Linked DNA regions of Homo sapiens: region 1 is linked to region 2. A link is a loop called in an ENCODE intact Hi-C map of the cell type or tissue named here. Cell type or tissue: PC-3. All regions are shown on one strand. Links, peaks and the distances in the headings refer to the core of each region. The heading gives the core; the rest is flanking DNA.

Region 1 (9,689 bases), core at 660-8,659, 240 kb before region 2:
TGTGACTTTACCTGCAGGTGCATAAGGTAGTTTTACAGAGTTCTTCAACTGTCCAAATGGCCTCCCCGCCTCCAGCCCTAACAGCTCTGGCCTAGGGAGCAGCTGGCCCATTCCAAAGATTGCTGGTGGTTGATACAATGAATCCCAGAGGCCAAAGACCCCCGCCTCCCTCTCCTACCAAGATCCTAGGCTTAGACCAAGAGCTCTGTGAATCTAAATGAATATTTCTTGCAAACACATTGGATGTCTGGTTTTCCACTGCCCGTGCTGAGGTCAACACGCTTTTCTGCTGAGGCTCAACCCAGCCTGGGAGACTGGAGATGGTAGTTCTCTGTTGGGTCCTCCACTCTTCTCAGCCTTCTCATGTTCCTCTCTTCTACGAGCCCCTAAACAGAACGCTTCTCTCCTTCAGAGGGTAGAAAAAGGCTCTGGTGCACGTCCACATATGGAGATACATGTGAGAAGAACAGTGGGCTCACCAGTTTTGAGAGGCATTAAACCATAATTTCAGTTTGGGTTCCGGCGATATCCTGCAAGTTTGGGAACACTGGTCCCTCCAAGACTACACCATACTTTTCAACACCATTGGATGGGGTGGGTTTATCTCCCTGTTCAGTGAGCATGCTTTTCATTCTGCTGCCCTCAGCTGGATCCAGTGCCCTGAGCCTCTCTGGTTCACCTGGTCAGAGAGGAAATATCCAGTATTCTGAAGGGGAGGGCAAGCAGCAGACATTCAGAGATCAGGTGAGCAGCACCAGCAACACTGGTGCACCCAGGAGGGGCCTGAGGGTCTGCCTTCCCCTGCACAGTCTTCCAACCAACCCTCCTCCGCAGCTTGCTGGTGTACTCTCACATTCAGAAATACCTGGGGCTGGCCGGGTGCCGTGGCTCATGCCAGAAATCCTAGCACTTTGGGAGGCTGAGGCGGGCGGATCGCTTGAGCTCAAGAGTTTGAGACTAGCCTGAGTAACATGGTGAAACCCTGTCTCTACTAAAAATACAAAAAAAAAAAAAAATTAGCTGAGTGTGGTGGTGTGCCTTTGTAGACCCAGCTACTTGGAGGGCTGAGGCAGGAGGGTCACTTGAACCTGGATGGTCAAGGCTGCAGTGAGCCGAGATCATGCCACAGAACTCCAGCCTGGGTGACAATGTGAGACCCTATGTCAAAAAAAAAAAAAATATATATATATATATATATATATGGAGCCCCTGATTTCTGAGTGTTTCTGTGATTCTGGATCAGAAATCATCTTGTTTCTTGAGGGCTCACCCCCTCCACCTCACTCCAGCTGGCAGGGCTCATCTCTCTCCAGCCCGCTAAGCCAGAGACCATTAGCCCATGCATTGTTCTCCCTTCAAAATATTGCTAAGCTTTCTCATATTCCACGGTTTCTTCTCCTGACCTTGTTGTCTCTGCAAGTGTGTTCCTTTTTTTGCCTTTACTGTCATTTTAGTGAGATTTGAGGAGAGTGTAGAGATAAACACATGTTGGCCGGGCATGATGGCTCATGCCTGTAATCCCAGCACTTTGGGAGGCCAAGACGGGCAGATCACGAAGTCAGGAGTTCGAGACCAGCATGGCCAACACTGTGAATCTCCATCTGTACCAAAAATACAAAAATTAGCTGGGCGTGGTGGTGCATGCCTGTGATCCCAGCTACTCGAGAGGCTGAGGCAGGAGAATCGCTTGAACCCAGGAGGCAGAGGTTGCAGTGAGCCGAGACTGCGCCACTGCACTCCAGCCTGGGTGACAGAGGGACTCTGTCTGAAAAAAAAAAAAAAAGAGAGAGAGAGAGAGAGAGAGAAACACCTGCCTAACTGGAAGCACCCTACAGTATCTTGATGTCTAGAGTAGCCTAGATTGGTCCTGTATAGACAGGAGACCTCCCTCCTTAGGGAGCTTAAGGGCCAAGAGTGGGTCACAGAGGGACCAGCGGGGTGTCCCGGATTGCCCCTGTTCTCTCTGGAGGCCAATCCCAGTGCTAAAGTGCAGTATACCTAAGTCACAGCTCCTCACCTTACAGGGGAAGCCTGAGCCCAGAGACCCGAAGTAACCCGCTGCGTGCCACTGCCAGCAAACGCACGACAAAATGACAAGGCTGGCAGGGAGATCTGGGCTGGGGTGTGGCCAGGGACAGCAAGTTGTCAGACTTTGTGCAACAGCGTTGTTGGCCTTCAGATTTGGCAGATTTTCATTCATTCGGGGAGTGCTGCCAGGTTTTGTTAATTAATTAAATGGAATTTATTAAATATAAAATGAAATGTCCATTTTCCTCTCTTCCAAGAATATGCCAAAATTGTAGCTTTACTCTTGTTTGAATGCTAATATTCTCTCTCGCTCTTTCTCTCTCTGTGTGTGTGTGTGTGTGTGTGTGTGTGTGTGTGTGTGTGTGTTTAAGGAGGAGAATAGCTATTGGTTCTGGAAAAAGTGTAACTAGGCTCTGAAATGGAAGTGCCCACTTCTGACCTTGGCTTCCAAACTCCCCTTTTCCTTCTGCACCCCCTCCTCATGTTGCCACTTTCTCTCTGGCCTCACAGCCTTGGCAGTGCTGGCCTCTGCCTGGACCCCTCTCCCCTCTCCCTTCTCTTCCCCTCCTCACTCCTGCTGCTTCTCCAGCTTAGATGCAGCTTCCTCCAGGAAGTCTCCTGAGATTTCCAGATGAGGGGAGGGCACTGATGAGGCTGCCCTGGGTGCCCCATTCTCTGCCTCGGGGGATTTGTCCCACATCATTGTGCTATCACCCCGAGTCTGTGAGCTCTGGAAGAGCAGCTGCCAGGCTTGCAATAATCTCTGCAGTAACCCCGGGCTACTGTCAGCACACCACAAATACTCAAGGGACTGAATGAAAGAGGTGGAATCCATCATTCTTTCTTTATTTCCTTGGCTTGAATCCCGCCTTTCATATTCATATTCATATCATATTCCATTTCTGATCTGTTTTTTATATTAAAAGTGTCATCACAAAAATTTAGCTGGGTCATTGCCGTCCCCTTCTAGTTGAGCATTTTGCTATTTTAATGCAAAAATAACTCTTTGAGGGAGAGGTGAACAAAGCTGTTAGATAAAATTAATTGGAGTCATTAAAAGTGAGTAAGTTTTTTTGGGAAAACCAGATTTTAGGGGCCAGTCCGGGGAAGCTCTGCAGGGGAGCAGCAGCTCCCGGGGTTCACCCCGCATTGCTCTCTGCTTTGTTCTGTGACCGCTGGGCTGTGGCAGCTGACTGGTGGTTCTCACTGGTAGCTGCTTAGTGGCGGTGACATATTAATTGAACCTCACTATTTCCAGGTGTGTGGCACACTCCAGGGTCACCAGTGCAGGGGGTTCATGTGTGTTCAATTACTGCTGCGATATGAAGGAATGCAACATGTCATTGTTCAAGTGTCAATTACCACCCCTCGCGGGGCTGCCTGAAAACTAAACCAATCAGCCCCTTCCCTGTGGAGCGTGTTCTGTTTGGGCTTGAAACGCTGTAAAGCACGCTGTAAACCATGTGCGTGTTCTCGAGAAACAGGGAAGAAACAGAGAGCCGAGAGGGGAAGGGCTAAAGGGCTGGTAAATTTATCTGGAAAGTTCAGGCATGTTCCCATTTATTTCCAGAAGGCACTAGGCAGTGTACAGGATATAAGATTGGAATTACAAAGTCACAGAGAGCTGAAATGATTCACTCAAGGATGCAACTATTTGCTAGGGGCCAGAGATGATGAAATATCTGTCGTTGTATATACCGGAGTTTTTATATGAAGCTAGTTTATGGACTTTACTTTTTTTTTTTTTTGAGACAGGGTCTTGCTCTGTCTCCCAGGCTGGAGTGCACTGGCACAATCATGACTCACTGCAGCCTCGACGTCCTGGACTCCAGCAATCCTCCTGCCTCAGCCTCCGGAGCAGCTAAGACTTCAGGCATGAACCACCACGCCTGGCTAATTTTTTTTGTAATTTTTATAGAGATGGGTCTCACTATATTGCCCAGGTTGGTGTCAAACTCCTGAGCTTAAGCAATCTTCCTGCCTCAGCCTCTGAAAGTGCTGGGATTACAGGTATGACCCACAGTGCCTGGCCAACCATATATATATATATATATATATATATATATATATATATATATATATATATGTATATGTGTGTATATATATATATATATGTATGTGTATATATATATGTAGGCCAACCATATATATATATATGTATGTGTGTGTGTATATATATATGTATGTGTATATATATATATATATATATATATATATATATATTTTTTTTTTTTTTTTTTTTTTTTTTTTTTTTGAGATAGAGTCTTGCTCTGTCACCCAGGCTGGAGTGCAGTGGCACGATCTCAGCTCACTGCAACCTCCGCCTCCAGGATTCAAGCAATTCTCCTGCCTCAGCCTCCTGAGTAGCTGGGATTATAGGCGCACGCCACCCTGCCCAGCAAATTTTTGTATTTTTTTTAGTAGAGATGAGGTTTCACCATGTTGGCCAGGCTGGTTTCGAACTCCTGACCTCAAGTGATCCGCCTGCCTCAGCCTGCCTTGGCCTTCCAGAGTGCTGGGATTACAGGCATGAGCCACCGCTCATTTTACATTTTACATTTTAAATGTTTATAGCTAGCATTTACGTGAAGTGCAGAAATATACAATTATCTGCAAGTCTTGGCCCCATGTATATTAATCTAAAGTTGTGATAATGTGGCAATTGAAACATGAAATTAATTTATGTAAAACGTTGAAAAAAGCGAAGGTCTTCTGCCTGCTCCTGCTGTTGTGAACTGTCACCGAATCCTTTCCCCTTTGGATTTATTCGGACCGGCACGAGGCCATGACACACCAAGCCTGTCCCAGGAGGCCCCCTGTTGGAGGGATTGTTCTTTCCTTCCTTCCTTTTTTAAAAGGCATTTTTCTTAGAAGCCAGGAATGGTTATTATAATTAGTATTTATTATACTGTCTTCCTTCCTCAAAGTCACAGTGATCAATCATGTTTACCCTCCTTTAGTGCTGCCCTGTATGGAATAGATATTATCCGCCTTTTTCATAGCAACAAAAAGAGGGTTAACATTCTCATCCCAGGTCACCTGACGAATTATTCCATACTGGAAATCAAAGTGGCTTCAGCTCCACCACTGCTTAGACAAACAAGCCGCATTCCCACTCTCCATTCTTTCACTCTGGGGTGCTGGTAACCCTCTTTTGTTGACCTCTGTGTTTGTTCATCAGTGAGCAAATACTTGTCAAATACCTACTTTTAAATCTGTTCATTGTTGGTTGAAAGAATACAGATCAAATTCCAAACCTCAAAACCACACTGAACTCTTCTCCATAGGAAAAGTGGTCCTTGTTGGCCACTTTGATTTCATGCCGATTTCTTTTCTTTTTCTTCTTCTTCTTTTTTTTTTTTTTTTTTTTTTGACGGCATGATCTCTGTTCACTGCAAGCTCCGCCTCCCGGGTTTATGCCATTCTCCCACCTCAGCCTCCCAAGTAGCTGGGACTACAGGCGCCCACCACCACACCCAGCTAATTTTTTTGTATTTTTAGTAGAGGCGGGGTTTCACCGTGTTAGCTAGGATGGTCTCGATCTCCTGACCTCATGATCCGCCCACCTTGGCCTCCCAAAGTGCCCATTTCTTATTCTTTCTCCTTCCTTCCTTCCTTCCTTCCTTCCTTCCTTCCCTCCCTCCCTCCCTCCCTCCCTTCTTTCTTTCTTTCTTTCTTTCTTTCTTTCTTTCTTTCTTTCTTTCTTTCTTTCTTTCTTTTTTCTTCCTTTCTTCCTTTCTTCCTTTTCTTTTTTTTTGACAGAGTCTTGCTCTGTTGCCCAGGCTAGATAGAGTGCAGTGGCGTGATCTCAGCTCACTGCAACCTCCGCCTCCTGGGTTCAAGAGATTCTCCTGCCTCAGCCGCCCAAGTATCTGGGATTACAGGTGCCTGCCACTGCCCCCGGCTAATTTTTGTATTTTTAGTAGAGACGGGGTTTCACCACCTTCATCAGGCTGGTCTGAAACTCCTGACCTCGTGATCCACTTGCCTTGGCCTCCCAAAGTGCTGGGATTACAGGCGTGAGCCACCGCGCCCGGCCCTTTCCCCTCTTTCTACATCTCTTCCTTTAGTCCTTCCCTTCACAAAGCCTCTGTGTAATCACGTTGCCTTTCCCCTGGAATCTGGACGTCGGCTGCCGAATACATTGAACCCTATGGCACTGCTACTATTCAACGATTCTTAGCTCAAGGCTGCTTGAGCTGTAGCTTGTGCCATTGTAATCAGACTGCACAATACCTGGAAAAGAATTTTTAAAACAACACAATGCCATACAAATCTAAGGTGTGTGTTACTGCTTTTAATATTAATGTAACTACCTCACTTGTTGCTGGATTATCAACAAATGAGGTAGTTGCTTTAATTATCAACTTTCATTGATAATTTACTCATGAGAGCCCTCAATGAGGATCCTTCAAAAGAGCCATGTTCTCCCCTTTTGTGGGTGGTAAGTGGGACCTGATCAGGAAGGAGCACAGCTGGGTGTGCCCTCGTGGACTCTCAGGTGGACAGAAATTGGATGAGCGCCCTGTTGTGGATTGGCCGACCTAAGAGAGAGCAGGTGTCCCTGAGGGTAAGGCCTCCTGCCTGCCCAATTCATGCACCAGCAGTTAGGCTGCCATGTTGTCCTCATTACCCGAGAGCAAATCTCTTTCTACATAACTACAACTGCATTAATTTATTAAAATATAGCACAAGGTAAAGGAGAGAATCTGCTCTGATTCTCTGCCCTTGCTTGGGTTTCCATGGCTGGAATTTGCAAGCTGCTAAAGAAGACACAGCCCCACACACAAAACGGCTGAGAGGAAGACTTTTTGGGCTATCAGGCTGGGCTGAGCTGGAGCCCAGGGGAGTGAGCTGGTGCATGGGGCCCACAGCCTGGTGCCTCTGATTTTCTGATGACCTGGGCTCCAAGGTGGTAGTTGGCATGACCATGTTAATCAAACAGTTCAATAAAAATTCACTGAGGCCAGGTGTGGTAGCTCACACCTGTAATCCCAGCACGTTGGGAGGCCGAGGCAGGTGGATCACAAGGTCAGGAGTTTAAGACCAGCCTGGCCAAGATGGTGAAACCCCATCTCTACTAAAAATACAAAAATTAGGCCGGGCGCAGTGGCTCACTCCTGTAATCCCAGCACTTTGTGAGGCTGAGGCGGGCGGATCACAGGGTCAGGAGATCGAGACCATCCTGGCCAACACAGTGAAACCCTGTCTGTACTAAAAACACAAAAAATTAGCCAGGCGTGGTGGTAGGTGCCTGTAGTCCCAGCTACTCGGGAGGCTGAGGCAGGAGAATGGCGTGAACCCAGGAGGTGGAGCTTGCAGTGAGCTGAGATCGCGACATTGCACTCCAGCCTGGGCAACAGTGCGAAACTCCATCAAAACACACACACACACACACACACACACACACACACACACACACACAATATTAGCTGGGCATGGTGGCGGGCACCTGTAAAACCAGCTACTCAGGAAGCTGAGGCAGAGAATTGCTTGAACTCGGGAGGCAGAGGTTGCAGTGAGCCGAGACTGCACCACTGCACTCCAGCCTGGGCGACAGAGTGAGACTCCGTCTCAAAAGAAAAAAAAAATTCACTGAATGGGCTTATTAACAATCCCAGCCCTTGTCTCATACATGGTCTCAATTCAGAAAGCCTTTTCCTCCCTGTTATCTGGCTTGTGCAACGTTCACATGACCTGTCTTAGCCCAAGTCCCCAAGAAAACAGAGCCTGAGGCAAGGATTAAGGGCAAAGGCTTTATTTGAAAGGTGCACTCTTTGGGCAGTGAGAGTGTGGTCAAGGGGAAGTGAGGCAAGCAGGATGGGACGCAATGCAGCATGCCGTGTAGACAGAGGCCATTGCCTGGCAGGTATACTCATCAGCTCCATGGAGTGTCCCCAGATGGGCTGTGTGGAGTAACTGTGTTGAAGAGTAATAATTAGAGGGAGAAAGAGAGAAGGCTCTTGTCTGCTAGGCTTCCTCCAATCTCCTGCGTCCCATTGGCCCAAGTCCACACACTGGGAGATTAACTCCCCTGTACTATCAATTGCCTCATCCAGTTCCTTCCCCAGCCAGGGAGAAGCCAGATCCCATATCCTATGGTGTGGATTTCATCTGAGCCCCCACACACCAGAAGGAGCTAGAGATTCTGGGTGTGGAGCTGGTTGATTTCAGGCAGTAAAATCACATGGGCCCAAGGAAGTTGATCACCCATGGAGGCAGAACCCACAGATGAGGGCCTGGGGGAAGGGGAGGCTGAGAGAACCTGAGGAGTACATTAAGTGTGTCCAATACACGAGTCCACTCGAATGTCAATTAATAAATATTTATTAAGTGCCTCCTCAGCTCAGGGCTTCTGAGGACAAATCACACATGGAACATTAATTACAGATGCAATCAGGGGATTCCCACCTGTAGGATGGTCCAGGGGTAAGATACATGCCCAAGAGCATAAATAAAGTACCACGGCATCCAGGGGAGAGGGAATGTCTGCTAAACAATGCTGGACACACTCACTTGTTTCCAAAAGCTTATTAGTGCTACAAGCCTCAAGATTGAGCTGCTGGTGCTATCCAGGTATTATTTAACCTTATTTCATTTTTAAATTTGTATTTATTTATCTTTATATAATAAATAAATAAAAATATTTATAAATATATAAATATATAAAAAATAAATAAAAATATATTTTTATAAATAAAATTTATTTTATATAATAAATAAATAAATAAAATAATAAATAAATAAATAAATAAAGACGGAGTCTCGTGCTGTTGCCCAGGCTGGAATGCAGTGGTGCGATCCCGACTCACTGCAACCTCTGCCTCCTGGGTTCAAGTGATTCTCCTGCCTCAGCCTCCTGAGTAGCTGGGATTACAGACGCCTGCCACCATGCCCAGCTAACTTTTGTTTTTTTTTTTTTTTTAGTAGAGACAGGGTTTTACCATCTTGGCCAGGCTGGTCTTGAGCTCCTGACCTTGTGATCTACCCGCCTTGGCCTCCCAAATGCTGGGATTACAGGCGTGATTTTTTAACTTTTATTTTAAATTCAGGGATAAAAGCGCAGGTTTGTTACATAGGTAAACTTGTGTCATGGGAATTTGTTGTAGAGAATATTCCATCACCCAGGTATTAAGCCTCATACCTATGGGTTATTTTTCTTCATCCTCTCCCTCCTCCCACCCTCCACCCTCAGAAAGGCCCAGTGTGTGTGGTTCCCCTCTATGTGTCCATATGTTCTCATCATTTAGCTCCCACTTAAAAATAAGAACAGGCAGTAGTTGGTTTTCTGTTTCTGCATCGGTTTGCTAAGTATAATGGCCTCCAGCTCCATCCATGTCCCTGAAAAGGACATGATCTTGTTCCTTTTTATGGCTGTATAGTATTCCATGGTATAAATGTACCATATTTTCCTTGTCCAGTCTATCATTGATGGACATTTAGGTTGATTCCATGTCTTTGCTATTGTGAATGGTGCTGCAATGAAAATACATGTGCATGTGTCTTTGTGATAAAATGATTTATATTCCTTTGGGTATATACCCAGTAATGGGATTACTGGGTCAAATGGTATTTCTGGCTCTAGGTCTTTGAGGAATTGCCACACTGTCTTCCACAATGGGAGTGTAAAGTAGAACTAATTTACACTCCCACCAGCAGTG
Region 2 (9,689 bases), core at 971-8,970:
AGTGCATCTTTTCACCCTTTTACTAGTGAAAGAAAAATCCATCCTCGAGGAGGGATGGAGTGAGTTTGGTCCAGCTTCACTTGAGCTCCTGGAGCTTCTCCTATGCCCTGGGAAACCCAGGTTCTGGCTCGCTATGTTCCCACGTTCCCCAGGTAAAGATGGGATTCCAGCCAGGTATCAGAGTGGGTGGGACCACAGGCTTTGGAGCCAGCTAGCTCCCAGTCAGTTACTACCTGCAAGTTTAAGACTATGAGCAAGTTTCTTATGCTCCCTGTGCCTCGGTTTCCTCATACCTCCAAGAACTGTGTGAGGATCTGGGAGCTAATGCTGGTGCCGTGCGGCTAACTTCAGCAGCCCCTCTGGCTGCCCACACGCCATCGCCTCCTCTCCTCCAGCCACCACCAGCCAAGGCAAAGGAACCTTCAGAGGGGCCATGCCTAGCCAGATGAGGACAGTTCCAAGGACATGCTGCATTTCTGCAATTACAGTGGTTTCTTCCTGGCTTGGGATTAGCCACTATATGTTGTGAAACTGCTGTCCATCTTCCAGCCAGCCCTCTTCACAGGCCTATCTCATGGTATAGTGTAGAGGGTTGAATCCTGTCCCTCCAAATTTTGTGTCCACCCGAAACCTAAGAATGTGACCTAATTTGGAAATCACATCTTTGCAAATATAATTCGTGTATTCGTCCATTTTCATACTGCTATGAAGAAATACCTAAGACTGAGTAATTTATAAAGAAAAAGAGGTTTAATTAACTCACAGTTCCACATGGGTGGGGAGGCCTCACAATCATGGCAGAAGGCAAAGGAGAAGCAAAGTCACGTCTTACATGGCAGTAGGTAAGACAGCATGTGCAGGGGAACTGCCCTTTATAAAACCATCAGATCTCATGAGACTTATTCACTATCATGACAACAGCACAGGAACAACCTGCCACCATGATTCAATTACCTCCCACCAGGTCCCTCCCATGACACGTGGGAATTATCTTGAGGCCGGGCACAGAGGCTCACAACTGTAATCCCAGCAATTTGAGAGGGCAAAGCAGGTGGATCACCTGAGGTCAGGAGTTCAAGACCAGCCTGGTCAACATGGTGTAACCCCATCTCTACCAAAAATATAAAAAATTAGCCAGGTGTGGTGGTGAACACCTGTAATCCCAGCTACTCGGGAGGCTGAGGCAGAAGAATCACTTGAACCCAGGAGGCGGAGGTTGCAGTGAGCCAAGATCATGCCACTGCACTCCAGGCTGGGTGACAGAGCAAGGCTCCATCTCAAAAAAAATAAAGAAAAAAGAATCTTGAGATATCATCCTGAATTAGGGTGGACTCTAAAGCCAATGGCAAGTGTACTTAGAAGAGAAGGGAAAGAAAAAGATGGGAAGACAGGAGAAGGCCACGTGAAGATGGAGGCAGAGGTTGGAGTGACGTGGCTGCAAGCCAGGGAAGACCAGAAGCCGGCAGGAGCTGGAGGAGGCAAGGAAGGATTCTCCCCTGCAGCCTTTGGAAGGTGTGGGGCCCTGCCGACCCCTTGACTTAGGACTTCTGGCCTCCAGAACTGACAGAATACATTTCTGTTGTTTCAAGCCACTCTTGACGAAGTATTATGGCAGCCCTAGAAACTAATACACATGAGCTCCAGTATTCCATTTCACACTGGCTTGGTGGATAGAATCTTGCTCTGTTTTTTGTTTGTTTGTTTTTAAGACAGAGTCTTACTCTGTTGCCCAGGCTGGATTGTAGTGGCACGATCTCGGCTCACTGCAACCTCTGCCTCCTGGGTTCAAGTGATTCTCCTGCCTCAGCCTCCCAAGTAGCTGGGATTACAGGCGGGTGCCATCACACCTGGCTAACTTTTTTGTATTTTTAGTACAAATGGGGTTTCACCATGTTGCCCAGGATGGTCTTGAACTCCTGACCTCAAATGATCCACCCACCTGCCTTGGCCTCCCAAAGTGCTGAGATTATAGGCATGAGCCAGGCTTGCTGTGTTTTTTAAATGCTTGTTTCTACATAGTGGCTGTTTTAAAGGCCTTTTTGCAACTGTGTGCATGAGAGCCTCACTCAGCATTGTCAGCTGTAGAAGCCGTGCCACACATAGCAGCCTCGTCCGCCTTACATCACTGGACGTTTCTGCAGCTGCCTCTGGTTCACGGCTCCCACCCTGCCTGAGTCAGCTCCCCTGGAGGCTGCTCTGGCCTGGGCTTCTCTGGTGGGTGTCAAAGCCAGCCGTGGTGGGTCGGGGGATGGTGTAATGACTGCAGCTTGAGAATGTGCATCTCACTCATCCCTCAGGGTGGTCCAGGGCCACCAGCCCACCATAGGCAGCTGCTCCTTTGTTGGTGAACAGTACGAATCCCACCGTCCCCCAAAGGGGACTTTCTTCCCAACATCTGCTTCTCAATAGCAAGAAACCCAAGAGCAAAGGGCTTTTTTTTTTTTTTAAAGAAATGGAGTCTCACTATGTTGCCCAAGTTTGAGCGCAGTGGCATGACCATAGCTCACTGCAGCCTTGAACTCCTGGGCTCAGCCTCCTGAGTAGCTGGGACCACAGGCTCTCGTCACTGCGTCCATGGAGGGCTTTTGAGATGTTAATTTGATAGCTTTTGACAGGGCAAGGTCTACTAGGAAGAGCAATATGAGCTGGGGCCCAAAAGCATTGGTTTGGACTGAAACCCCTGTAGCATGTGTGCCCATGAGGGGGTCAGTGGCGACAGTGACGGGGTCTGGAAAGGAGTAGCCCTGGCTGACGGGTTCTGAGGCTCACCACAAGGGACACCAACACCAGGCACTCCACACAGGGTCTCTCATTTAATCTGCACTGCAAGGCCTCGAGCCCAGGGCTCTCTGTCGTGTCATTTTACAGATGAAAAAAGCAAGGCTCAGCGAGGTTAAGCAACACACCCTTGGTCACACAGCAATTGGCAGAGCCAGGATCCAAGCCCGGGCACACTGGCTGGGAGTCTGTAGCCTTTAAACCATGTGATGGCTGAGAACCTGTGTTGTGCTGGATTCAGCTACGTATTAACTCACAAATTCTTTGGGTTGTTCCTGCTCACAGGGAAGGAACCAGCTTAACCCTGTTTGAATAGTTCCTGAATTGTTATGAGAGGTTATCAGAGTATGATATTTGATTGATATCCTCAGAGTATTCTCATTTTGTAGATGAGAAAATTTGGAGGGAGAGAGGGTATTGTACTAAATGTCTGGGAGGCCAGGTTAGCCACGGATTAAGGATCCAGACCCACGGCTGTTTGGAGTCTAGACTGTTGGTCAGCCCACCAGGCCACACACGTTCTCAATTCCCAATTCCTAGTGCTGGCCTGGGTGCAGGTTGATTTTGTGTGTCAACTTGGAGAGTGTTTTGGAGAAATTAACACTTAGATTCATGAACTCTGAGGAAGCAGATTGCCCTTTATAATGTGGGTGGGCCTCACTCAATCTGTTGAAGCACTGACTAGAACAAAAGTTGACCTTCCCTGAGCAAGAGGGGACTCTCCAGCAGATGGCCTTGGCCTTCCTCTGCACTGCTGGCTCTCAGGGGTCTCCAGGCTGCCAGTCCACGCTGTTGATTTGGATTTGTCAGCCCCAACAATCGCATGGGCCTGTTCCTTAGAGTAAATCTCTCTACACACATCCTGTAGAACCGTGACTGATAGTGGTTAAGTATCTCTCCAGAAATCTACATTTCTCTTGTGAGAAAACAGAACTCTCAACTTAAGAGGAAGCTAGGCCGGGTGCGGTGGCTCACGCCTGTAATCCTGGCACTTTGGGAGGCCGAGGTGGGCAGATCACGAGGTCAGGAGTTGGAGACCAGCCTGGCCAATGTGGTGAAAGGCTGTCTCTACTAAAAACACAAAAATTAGCCAGGCATGGTGGCATGCGTCTGTAATCCCAGCTACTCGGGAGGCTGAGGCAGGAGAATTGCTTGAACCCAGCAGGTGGAGGTTACAGTGAGCTGAGATCGAGCCACCGCACTCCAGCCTGGGCAACAGAGCAAGACTCCGTCTCAAAAAAAAAAAAAGAGGAAGCTACCTGTCTCAGGTAATCCTTTCAAACACCGTCAGGCATATGCTGCATCCCCATTTTACAGAGAGGAAAATGGAGGCCAAGGTCGGTGAAGTGAAATGTGCAAAGACCCACGGCAATTTATTGCTTAAGACAGAACTAAGCCCCTCTTCTAGCTCCAAAGTCCATGGTTTTCCACTCTCACCTCCCACACCCCCTTTCTCACCATCCCACACACTCCGGCAGCCCCAACTTGGGGGAGAAGCTGACAGTCACTTGGCTCGCTGGCCTAAGGTCCCCTGCCACCAACAAGGACAACTCCCTTGCCAGCCTTCCACCCACCCGCCTGGTTTAAGGTCTAACGCTAATATTAGGTGCTGCCTGGCCTCTAAAACTGGAAGGGCCTTGAATGGCTTAACTGCAAGCTCCCCTCCCCACTCTCCAGCCGGGCCTTATCATGGCCCCAGGCGCATCTCCTGTTTATCCCTGAGCAGCAGGCTTCACTTCCCAACCACCCCAGGAATTAGTCACATGAGCCCATCACATCCTCCTGTGGGAACCAGGGGGACCCCGTCCTCTTGTTACTGCAAAGCCGGCTGCCCACCACCCCTGCGGTTCACTCTGCCCTCGAGTGCTGCCCCGTGTGGCCCTGCCTGGACGGAGTACTCCCCCTCCCAAGCTGTGAGTGATGCGACTAGCAAACAGCTGTGCACCTCAGGTGTCCCGTGTTGGATGCTGTGTTTGACCATCCCGAAACCCCAGTGTGGGAATCCCTCCCTCACCAACAGGGTGGAAAGGAGGCGATCAAAACGCACCTCTGGTGCAGGGGCCGTGGGGAGAGAGCTGCTGCTAGGGGGTGGGCAGGCCACCTGGCCAGCCAGGCAATGTGGCGGGGCAGTGGCCCAGTGACATCAAGGATTAGGAGACAGGCCACGTCTAAGGCGGCCTTGAATATCGAGGATTCTGTGGAAATCAAAAGGACAAACAACTCAAATGCCTCTGGTGTCAACGACAACCAGCAGACATGTCAGTCCTGGAGGCATGGTCGGACTCTGGATGGGACAGTCACGGGAACAGCTGCCTATCTGATAAGGGGCCGCCAGGGAATTCACAGCAGTTTCCAACAGCAGAGCCCCACAGAGAGCAGGGACAAGAGACCTGGGCCCGGGAAGGAGACAGGGACAGGACTCTTTGGGGCAAGTAGGAGAGAAGGATTAGCAATACCGCCCCCTAGTGGCTTCCGCAAGTGCCCGGCCTGTTAGGAACCCGAGTTCCTTGCTTTGGGGGTGGCGGCAGTCACAGGGCATTTACTCCTTCCTGTAACTGTCACGTGAAAGCAGAATGACACCGGCATGGGGGGTGACTTTTCCCCAACACTCAGCCTCTTGGGTCGTGGAATATGGATGCTTGTCATGAAATGGCTGAGCTCCAAGTATTCCATTCCCCTTCAAATTTTCCAGACTTCCCAATCTCCCCCATCGGGGGTTCCCTACGCTGAGGGCCTGGAGTCTCCTGAGCTTTGGAAATTGCATGTGTCCGGCTCACTTGCAGAGGCTGACTCCGGATCTGGACAAAGCCCAGGCTTGAGGTGATGTTCTTTTGTTTTGCTTTTGAGCACAGCCAGCTCCACAGACTCAGAGGGCCGGAGGAGACAAGGAGGAACTCGAGGGAAGAGAAGACCTGGAGCAGGAGGGGCTGACACCAGCCCTCACTTCATCCCAGACTATACAGACTCACCAAGGGCTCTGACCAGGAACAGAGACCAGAGTGATTTCAAAGAAAGAATCTGTGATGACACTTGAAATGGCTTTTATAGATAATATTTGATGACGGAAGGAGACATCAGGTTGTTCTGGGTATTAAGAAAACAGAGGCTGGCCGGGTACGGTGGTTCACGCCTGTAATCCCAGCACTTTGGGAGGCCAAGGCGGGTGGATCACAAGGTAAGGAGTTCGAGACCAGCCTGACCAACATGGTGAAACCCCGTCTCTACTAAAAATACAAAAATTAGCCAGGCACGGTGGCAGGCGCCAGGTACTTGGGAGGCTGAGGCAGGAGAACCACCTGAACTCGGAGGGCGGAGGTTGCAGTGAGCCGAGATCACGCCACTGCACTCCAGCCTGGGCAACAGAGCGGGACTCCATCTCAAAAAAAAAAAAAAAAAAAAAAAAATACCAGCACTTGGGAGGCTAAGGTGGGAGGATCGCTTGAAGCCAGGAGTTCAAAACCAGCCTGGGTAACATAGTGAGACCCCAGGAATGAGATCTACAAAAGAAAAAATTTAAAAATGAGCATGGTGGTGCATGCCTATAGTCCCAGATACTCGGGAGACTGAGGCAGGAGGATTGTTTGACCCTGGAGGCTGCAGTAAGCCAAGATGGTACCACTGCACTCCAGCCTGGGCAACAATGAACCCCTATCTCAAAAGAAGAAAAAAGGGCCAGTCTATTACCCCCTCTGTATAATCATTGCTACAAATTTGTTACAGACTCTTTGAAAGGGGCAACACCTGTTGCTTCACGCCATCACTCAGAACTGAAACTTGAGGGAAAAACAGCCCTCTCTGCAGGGGACCCACATCAGTGGAAATATTTTCCCCTCCATGCTGACCTTGTCTACGCTAAGGCAGGACATAAGGTACAGGGGCCAGCAGAAGAAAGTGCCCTCCACAACCACCACCTCTCACAACTGAGTGCTTAAAACCACCACAGAATTTGCTAAAAGCAGGACATGGAAGGTAACAGCTAGATGACACGTGGTTCTGCCTTCGATCTGGGACAAAAGGGCCAGGCCAGAGACGGAGGACCACCCAACTGCATCCCCAGAGGCTGCGCACAGGCAGGCGTGGGGTCGACTCCCAAGGGGAGGGTGACAGGGAGGCCGGGTGACGAACAGGGCAACTCCAGACAAAATGGGGATTCATGCCAAGTGGGGAAGCAGTGGGGGACCCCAAAACACCCAGCCTGCCCAGAGAACACACCGGGTACCCTAGATGACAAGGATATCCTGCTCCTAGAAAAATCTAGAACGCCCCATCCGATCACTTTCCGTTCTCTCTTGCGTTGCCTCTCGACCTTCTCGGCTCGGCCCTTCTCACTCCAGGCTACAACCCAGTCTCCAACCCAGCTCTCCCAGGGCGCCTCACCACTCTGTTTTCCCTGTATTTACTTATGTTGGTCTCCCCAAGCCAGGATGTAGGCCCCAAGAGGGTGGTGGCTTTTGTCTGGTTTGTTCCTGAGGTGTCCTCTGGTACCCAGAGGATATTTGATAGACATTTCTTGAATGAATGAATGAATGAATGAATGAATGAATGAACAAAGGCATGGCCATGCACATACTGCTTTCATCATCCTCTCCCACCCCTGTCTGCTCAACAGTGTTCCACTCTGGGTCTGGCCATCGGGGCGGAAGCCGGTATCTAAGGCCACTCTGTTCCCAAGACCGGACAGGGGCGCGGATCACTTAGAGGAGGTGGGGCGGAGACATGGGACCTTCAGGCCTAAGGAAGCAGGACTGCTGAGTGGATTCAGTGGGGACAGTGACCCCCAGTGGCCACTGAGAATTTGTGCATGAAAACAAGTGTGTTACTTCAATATGCCAGGCAAGGGAAGTACAATCTGGCTCAGCTTCCAGCTGCATTAACTCAGTCTCTCGTTTCTCTGTGGGTGACCCCCCCCTACATTTTCTCTTACCCCTCTCCCCTACCAAAGCAAACAAAGTCCAAGGTTTTCTAGCTGTAGAGACTTTTTCTGATGAAGAAACAGGCACAGACCCATGAAGTAATTTGTCCAAGTCTGTCTGTCCTACACACACACCCAAGGTTGAACTGTAGCTTAATAACCAGGGAGGCTGCAGAAGTCCTGGGAGACCCCAGACCAGGGAAGAAGGGGCTGGAGCAGCTCATCCTCCACCTCCTCCCTCTCCCCATTTGATGTTTCCAGAGCCAAGGACTTGGAACCTATGTTGTTTAAGTGAACGCTGACAACTATTTAGGTAAGGAGGGCCAAGGGCATCGTTACACAGATGTGCTTTCAGCAAAGACGACGGAAGTGGATATAAGGGAGGAAACTGGAGTAAACGAGGACCCCAGGAGACTTTCTCCCCTGCCCCGTGGCACATCCTCCTGCCCCTCTCTGCTAGAGGGCCCTGGCCCTGTGGGCACTTGCTGAGGATGGCTGGGCCCGTTATCCACGATAACCCGAGGAGGCACCGCATACCCCTGTCCACCGTACGGGCCACTGCATAAAATGAAGGCTTCACCCTCTGCTGCCCACGCTGAGCCTCCAACTTTCTTCCTTCAAACGCCGACCTATCCTCACAATCCCAGATTCCAGGGAAGTCAGGTCAAGTTCTCCCAAGCAGTCTCCCCAAGCCTGAGACTGATTTTCTTCTAGGCACCCCCAGCAGCAGGAACTAATATTCAACAGTAGAGTTGCTAGAGACATCTGGAAATACTGCTCAAAACAGAAACAACGACCCCTCCAAGTACAGATCCAGAACCATGAGAAGGATCTTCAACCCAGCAGCCACTGTAAGGTGGAAGCCTGCCCAACCTTCAGGCTGGGCTCCCTTTGCAAAAGCTTTCCCAATACACTGCCCAGATGGTTGCAGGCAGTTTTAGACTATGACACTGAAGTGACTTCACTTGGTCTTTTATTGCCAATTTTGATTTATATTTAAGGATGATGGCTGAGAACAGGCAGGCCATCAGGGGTCCCCCACCCCAACTCCCACAATCAATGCACAAGAAACAGATTTGTAAAACCTAATACTGTTCTTCTTTTTCTCTTTTTTTTTTTTTTTGAGACAGAGTCTCGCTCTGTCGCCCAGGCTGGAGTACAGTGGCACCATCTCAGCTCACTACAAACTCCGCCTCCCGGGTTCAAGCGATTCTTGTGCCTCAGCCTCCCGAGTAGCTGGGATTACAAGTGTGTGCCACCGCGCCTGGCTAGTTTTTGTATTTTTAGTAGAGATGGGGTTCCACCATGTTGGCCAGGCTGGTCTCAAACTCCCAACCTCAAGTGATCCACCCACCTTGGCCTCCCAAAGTGCTGGGATTACAGGTGTGAGCCACCACACCCAGAAAAACCTAATACTGTTCCTCCCCAGGTATGGCCAGGAAGCAGGCTGCTCAATAAGGACAGGGGACCCATGGTCATTCATCTGTCTGCACAGGATCAACAACTGCAAACCGCACCTCACGCCAGCCACATGACACTGAAAGCTGTCTCTTTTCAGAAGAGCTGATGGCACCTCCTGCATACTGTCCTTCAGTCCGCGGCCCCAGCAAAGGAGGATGTCAATCAGTGACGGGGCAGAGATAATCAAGAAAATGCTTTCGGCTGGGCGCGGTGGCTCACGCCTGTAATCCCAGCACTTTGGGAGGCTGAGGTGGGCAGATCACGAGGTCAGGCGTTGGAGACCAGCCTGACCAACATGGTGAAACACCATCTCTACTAAAAATACAAAAATTAGCCGGGCGTGGTGGCGGGTGCCTGTAATCCCAGCTACTGGAGAGGCTGAGGCAGGAGAATCCCTTGAACCTAGGAGGTGAGGTTGCAGTGAGTGGAGATTGCGCCACTGCACTCCAGCCTGGGTGACAGAGCGAGACTCTGTCTCGGAAAAAAAAAAAAATGCTTTCAGTGGAAATGCATTTAACCAGAACAGACCGTATCCAGG

Evidence for each region. Hi-C counts contacts between places; a loop is a spot of excess contacts. Peaks named below come from ENCODE experiments on the same cell type or tissue, not always from the same donor. Only the 100,000 strongest peaks of a DNase experiment are listed, where the experiment ranks them.
Region 1: it touches region 2 in a loop (3-fold over the local background); 2 of 110 quality-filtered maps call a loop at or near these places.

Annotation. Positions count from the first base shown.
Region 1 is chr21:36,657,215-36,666,903 of GRCh38, reverse strand. The region is part of intron 1 of LOC105369308 (a long non-coding RNA gene); the gene reads left to right. Among named protein-coding and RNA genes, the nearest start is that of SIM2, 37 kb to the left of the region's middle. RefSeq lists enhancers at 6,782-7,281, 7,282-7,783. In PC-3, for the core only: a CTCF peak has its summit at 4,855; a DNase peak (open chromatin) is centred at 4,823; H3K27ac peaks cover 726 bases.
Region 2 is chr21:36,417,973-36,427,661 of GRCh38, reverse strand. CHAF1B (chromatin assembly factor 1 subunit B) reads right to left here. Exons shown (of 14, transcript NM_005441.3): 14 at 8,647-9,689. Among named protein-coding and RNA genes, the nearest start is that of CLDN14-AS1, 7.5 kb to the left of the region's middle. In PC-3, for the core only: CTCF peaks have their summits at 5,058, 5,258 (motif pointing left) and 7,549 (motif pointing left); DNase peaks (open chromatin) are centred at 5,221 and 7,531; H3K27ac peaks cover 1,390 bases.